Regions from separate parts of the Homo sapiens genome. Here region 1 is linked to region 2. The links are chromatin loops, found by intact Hi-C in ENCODE. Cell type or tissue: ascending aorta. All regions are shown on one strand. Each heading gives the region's core, and the rest is flanking DNA. Links, peaks and the distances in the headings are about the cores only.

The links. A loop is a pair of places that touch in the nucleus more often than their neighbours do. Peaks named below come from ENCODE experiments on the same cell type or tissue, not always from the same donor. Only the 100,000 strongest peaks of a DNase experiment are listed, where the experiment ranks them.
Region 1: a loop joins it to region 2, with 1.9 times the contacts of the local background. A loop is called at or near these places in 9 of 110 quality-filtered maps.

The regions. Positions count from the first base shown.
Region 1 is chr18:48,921,271-48,924,171 of GRCh38, reverse strand. SMAD7 (SMAD family member 7) reads left to right here. Exons shown (of 4, transcript NM_005904.4): 4 at 2,262-2,901. The coding sequence ends at 2,800. Among named protein-coding and RNA genes, the nearest start is that of SMAD7, 28 kb to the left of the region's middle. RefSeq lists an enhancer at 202-1,133. In ascending aorta, for the core only: no CTCF peak of the experiment used is centred there; DNase peaks (open chromatin) are centred at 1,191 and 2,671; H3K4me3 peaks cover 2,051 bases; H3K27ac peaks cover 2,500 bases.
Region 2 is chr18:48,827,314-48,830,214 of GRCh38, reverse strand. All of the region lies in intron 10 of CTIF (cap binding complex dependent translation initiation factor), which reads right to left. It overlaps CTIF-AS1 (CTIF antisense RNA 1), which reads left to right. Exons shown (of 3, transcript XR_935449.3): 3 at 1-2,901. Among named protein-coding and RNA genes, the nearest start is that of CTIF-AS1, 13 kb to the left of the region's middle. In ascending aorta, for the core only: a CTCF peak has its summit at 1,410 (motif pointing left); DNase peaks (open chromatin) are centred at 214, 1,404 and 2,314; H3K4me3 peaks cover 1,366 bases; H3K27ac peaks cover 2,500 bases.

The DNA of each region.
Region 1 (2,901 bases), core at 179-2,678, 94 kb before region 2:
TTTGTTGTCCCGAATTGGGAAAATAAGCAAAAGCTTCTTGTGTTTCAGAACACCCTCCTCCACACCAAAAGGGTGGATGTGCTGTGCCTCCCGGAAGAGGGCTTTCTCCCCCGCTTCACACTTGATGCCAATGTGTCCTTCCTTCCCTGGGCGTTCAGGTCTTTGGTGTAGCCTTCAGAGCTGAGTTCCCTCAGCAAGAAAGTTCAAAGATTGCCAGCGCTCACAAGTTTATTAGCAGTTGATGGATACTTTGCAGAAACAAGTGAATGCCTGATGAGTCACCTTCTCCCTGTCCCTGTCTTGTTTTCCATATGTTCCAGTACGTATGTGCACACAGAAACACACATAACACACACTCGTACACACTGACATCATGGACACAGTCTTGCACACGCACATGCACAAGCACTGGACTTCCAAGCTACATGGGGGGTGGTGACCGGCCAGTTTTCTGGTGTTGATTTTTAGTGGGGGTTGGGGGTTGAGGGAAAGGAATGAGACCTCAGTGTCCCCTTTTTGTGGAGCTTTTGGGGCAGGCATTTGGGAAGGCCAGCTTGGGGTGTCTGTAGGGAACCGCTGCTCTGGGTGTGTGTGTCTGTGGCTGCCCCAGCAGGCCGCAGTGTGCACATTTGTATGGCCTTACTGACGGGCACCTCCATCCAACACTGGCTGCTACTTAAAACAACAACAACAACAACAACAACTGAGTGGAGCCAGTGGGTTCCCAGGTCCTAACACGCCTGTAAAAGTTGGAGCCAGTTAGTGTCCTGGGCTGCCCCAGTTACCCAGCCTGCTGGGGCAGCAGGATGCGGCCCCATCTTCCGCCATGGACCCCCTGCAGGGTGCAACCCATCATCATTGACTCTGAACCCAGTTACTCCAGAAACACAAAGGCCACACCAAAACACATCTCACACTCAACCCCTGCTTTGTGCCCCCCAGGTCCCCAAGAGGAGGAGCTGGGGCTGCAGGGAGCGAGGGCAAGGCCCTGACCGACGTGGGGCCCTTCCCCTCTGCTTTTCCCCCTCTGCTGTCCCCATTTTTGTTAACAAATACAAGACTTCCGGTCTCCACCCTGCTGCCACAAACCACAGCGTTCCTGCAGTCTGGCTGGGCTGGGGAGATTTATGGTCCCAAGTCTGAGGCCTGCCCGCTGGCTCCTACTTAAGGAGGAGTCAGAATGCCCGCCGCCGGGGCTCCCTTTCCCTCCGTGTGACCCCCCTTTTAAAGTCCTCCAAGTGCCTGTTGAGGAAAATTACCTTACCAGAATCACCCCGGCCCCCAGGCTGCCTGTGGGAAGACTGTGTAGGGAAGCGGGGCGGGGCCTGCAGGGGAGGGATGAGGGCGGAGCAGGGCGCCCTGCAGGCTCCAGATGCTTCTGTGGAAGGAGGGGAGAGAGGGGGCACCCCTGGGGATGGGGGTGCCGGCAGAGAAGGGGAGAAGGGGGACGCATCTATTTGAGACACATAATCTTCTGTCTGGGCTGGAGGAAGCTTTGTTAAGGTAGCCCGGGTTAATACCGGTCTGCATGTTGTGATTTGGCATTTTGACATGAATTCACCCTTTGTGTACAGGGCTGCTGCTGACACACTGAGACTGTTTTCCTATTAGGAATATAGATGTTTTTGTCCCAAGCCACCCTCATTTTTATTTTTACCAGATAGGTTCCTCATGACCACGGCACTGATTTGAGAGCTGGGTGACAGGCACCCAGAGACCATCGCATAGGTGGTCCCAGAGTCTAGACACCTGGGTTCTAGCTCTGGCTGTGTCATCCCCTGGTACTCCAGCAGCAGGCTTTCTGGGTCCTGGTTTTCTCATCAGGATGACAAGGGGCTGGAGGAGCTGGCCTTCAAGGTTCCATCCAGTTGAAAGATCTGTAACTCCAGGACGTTGCTGAGGCTTTTTGAGGCCCTAAAAGCAGACTACCCAAGCTATTAAGGGTCCCTTTGCATCTGTGCTCTGCAGAGAAGAGGCTTTGTTGGCCAGGTGGGCACAGATGCTGGTGTACTGGACTCCTGATGGGCAGGGGCCTGGAGAGAAGCAGCACCCAGCGCTTCCTATGCTTAAAGAAAGGCAGGGTCCTGGTCAAAGGGCTGTAAGAGCCTGGGCAAGTCCAGGACTAGCCTCACCGCCTCCTTCTTTCTGTCTCGTCCTGAGAGATGAGCTGGTGACTGGGTGCAGTGGGGGGGCGGGTGTCTTCATTCTAGGAGTCACCAATGCCTGTCCCCACTAACCCTCTCTGCCAATGTGTTTTCTAGATTCCCAACTTCTTCTGGAGCCTGGGGATCGGTCACACTGGTGCGTGGTGGCATACTGGGAGGAGAAGACGAGAGTGGGGAGGCTCTACTGTGTCCAGGAGCCCTCTCTGGATATCTTCTATGATCTACCTCAGGGGAATGGCTTTTGCCTCGGACAGCTCAATTCGGACAACAAGAGTCAGCTGGTGCAGAAGGTGCGGAGCAAAATCGGCTGCGGCATCCAGCTGACGCGGGAGGTGGATGGTGTGTGGGTGTACAACCGCAGCAGTTACCCCATCTTCATCAAGTCCGCCACACTGGACAACCCGGACTCCAGGACGCTGTTGGTACACAAGGTGTTCCCCGGTTTCTCCATCAAGGCTTTCGACTACGAGAAGGCGTACAGCCTGCAGCGGCCCAATGACCACGAGTTTATGCAGCAGCCGTGGACGGGCTTTACCGTGCAGATCAGCTTTGTGAAGGGCTGGGGCCAGTGCTACACCCGCCAGTTCATCAGCAGCTGCCCGTGCTGGCTAGAGGTCATCTTCAACAGCCGGTAGCCGCGTGCGGAGGGGACAGAGCGTGAGCTGAGCAGGCCACACTTCAAACTACTTTGCTGCTAATATTTTCCTCCTGAGTGCTTGCTTTTCATGCAAACTCT
Region 2 (2,901 bases), core at 171-2,670:
CCAGCCTGGGTGACAGAGCGAGACACTGTCTCAAAACACAAACAAACAAACAAAAATAATTAACACATCTACCCAAGGGCCAGAGAGGGTAAGCTGCAGAAGACTGTCTGCCTCCGAAACCCACCTTCTTCCCCTAGCATTCCCCTCCTCTTCCTGGCTACAAGAGAAGGCTGATCCTGGAGGTTCTTTCTCAAAAGGCCTGGCCCCGCCCACACTCTGACCTACAGTTCAGTGCTGGCGGCAATGAGAGCAGAGCCATCAAGAAGGAGCTGGAGCCTGGCTTGGTCTTGAGGTGGACAGAAGGGAGGAGAAAAGTTAGTTCCCTAAACATCATTCACATCTGAAGGCAAGAATGGCAGCAGGTGGATATCATCAATGCTAATTTGAGCTACAGGTCCTGAGAGCTGGAGTCGGTTGGAGAAAGATCCACAGGGGTCCTGGAGAGCTGTGTGTGCTTTATTCACCCTCGGCTCTTAGTGCAGGGCACCGTTTGCTCCTCCTCTCCCCAGGAGACAGCAGCTCTGTGAGGACAGGGACCCCAGCGTGCTTATGCCCAGGGCCTAGCAGTGGGTCCAGCACTCGGCACCCCAACTGCTAGATGGAGGGCACCTGTGCTGGAGCACGGAGGCTGGGCAAGGCGGGGGCCCACTCTGGGAAGCACGGAGGTCGGGGGGCTCTGCAGACGTCTGCAGAGTTGCCTGGATCCTCCCTTAAGGTGGGAAACAGGCAGGCTTATATTTTGACTTCTGAGTTACCTGGAGTAACTGATGGCCATTTTTTGCACCCCCAGTGCCCGGTTTATGATCTCTGAAATGTGTAAGTCACTGTCCCTCCCTCCCAACCAGTCCTCCCAACCAGACCTGCACTCAGAAAGTCCCCCAGCCTGGCTCCCCTAGTGTTTGCTGCCATCCACCTGCTGGGAAACTGCTAAGGGACGGTGAGGGTGTGTGAGCAGGAGGGCATCCTACTGTGTGATTTTAACCCCAAAGGATTACCCCAAAGGATTTAAAAATCTAGACGGATGCTTGTGCCTGTGTACATATACATCTTGTACCCACAACTCTGGCAAGGTACGATTCTATCCTCCCCAGTCCCGTCCATTAAACAGCTCAGAAAAAATAATCTGCACCCCCTCCCTCCTCCAAGCCTTCAGCAGCTGCCGGTCCCCTCCCACCTTCAGCTCAGCTCTGCAGATAGCAGGGGCCTCTTGAAGTTCAGACATTAATTACCCAGTCAGAAGATTTTTCAAAATTACAAGGCATGGCCCCAGGAGATAAGAGGGAGGAGGAGGAGCAGGCGGGGGAAGGAGATGGGAGGGCAAGCCGTCCAGGGCTGCGAAGGCGGGGCTGGGGGCTGGGAAGGTGCCCCTCCCCTGGGGAGAGTCCCCCTACTGCCCTCACTGCCCCCACTCGCCAGGCTTGTGCCCTCTGCAGGGAACGCAGAGAACAGGGATTTATAGCTCGTGCTGGGCCCATGCCCGAGGGTGCGTCTGTGGGGAGAGAAAGGGCTGGGGACAGGGATGTAGGACTTTTCTTGTTGGTCCTGAGCAGAAAAGTTTTGACATCACCATCTCTTACCTCCCTACCTAAGCCTTAAAGTAGAATTCCGGCTGGAAAATGGTTTTGTGAATTTAAATTGTTTTCAAGCAAGGGGAGATAGGCGAAATCATTCTCTCTCCCTAATTAGGAGGATGGATGGAGCTGAGGACTCCCCGGGAGGGAACTGGAAGGAAGATTTCACTGGGGGTCAGCAGGGCAGCTCAATCTATGAAAAAATGCCAAATAGTTGATGTTTATTAGGAAAAACTGCTCCCTGCTATATACCCTTCATAAGGCTAGTTAATTCCCCCGTGAGCACATGCATTCTGAATCTCTGTATTTCAGAGAAAATACCCAAAGCTTGCACCCACACCACCTTCCAAAACAGGATTAAAGAGATGTCCTCCTGAGCCATGTTGAGATTGGTTTAGAAATCTCTTGAGTTTTAAGACTGTTTAAAAACGGTTCTGGCTTGGAGACTGGTTTCCCTTTGGAAACCAGTGTCTGGTGGAAGCTGGTATTTTTATAACTCTAGGCTCTCTATCAGATCCTGTGTTACCATGGTTGCTAAGGGGAACACTGGCTTCAAATTTCACATTTCAGTTTGCAGAGTCTGGCTAAGGAAGCAGAACAGTCAAAGGGTGGGGGCTGGGGAGAGGGTCGGGAGTGGAGGTGGGGTGGGTGGGAGACTCCAGTTCTATCTTGAGGAGGTCAAGGATCCAGGCAGCTTCAGATGGGGCCGCTTCCGTGTGTTTATGTGTGTATGTTTGGGGCGTGGGGGTCTGGGTAGGTCGGCGTCACCCCGCTGAGTTAACTTCACTGTGTGTGCTGAGCGGAAGAGGGGAACGAAAGCTCTGGAGGGGACAAAGCGGGTGGGAAGTTATTTCGGCGGAGGTTACAGGAATGGTCGCTTAAGCTGGGGTATTCATAGCAGCAGCTGCTGGCCCTGCAGGGACTCCGATGCTAAGCCAGTGCCCAGGGGCTGGGTACCTGGCCCTAGGAAGGCTACATTCTCAGAGGAACATTCCAGGCGGGGTCTGTGCCTAAGATTAGGGCTGGAATAAACTGTTCATGCAGAAAGGTTCTCCTGATTTTTCAAGCTGCATTCTAGCCCTTCACTTCCTGCTAAGTCTTTTTGTTTGACCGTTACAGTCAGAACAAATTTAAAGGCAATCAGGAGCTGGGGAGTTGCTCTCTGCCGGGATGCCCTTTGAGGTGGCTCTCCTGCCTCCTCGCCTCTTCCTCCATCTGGGCTCCCACCTTCCCTCTCCTGCCCACGCTTTATTTGGAGCACTGCACTCCTCCGGGCACTGAGTTACCCGTGGGCTCCTCTGGCTAGAGACTGCTCCAGATTTAGTTGACT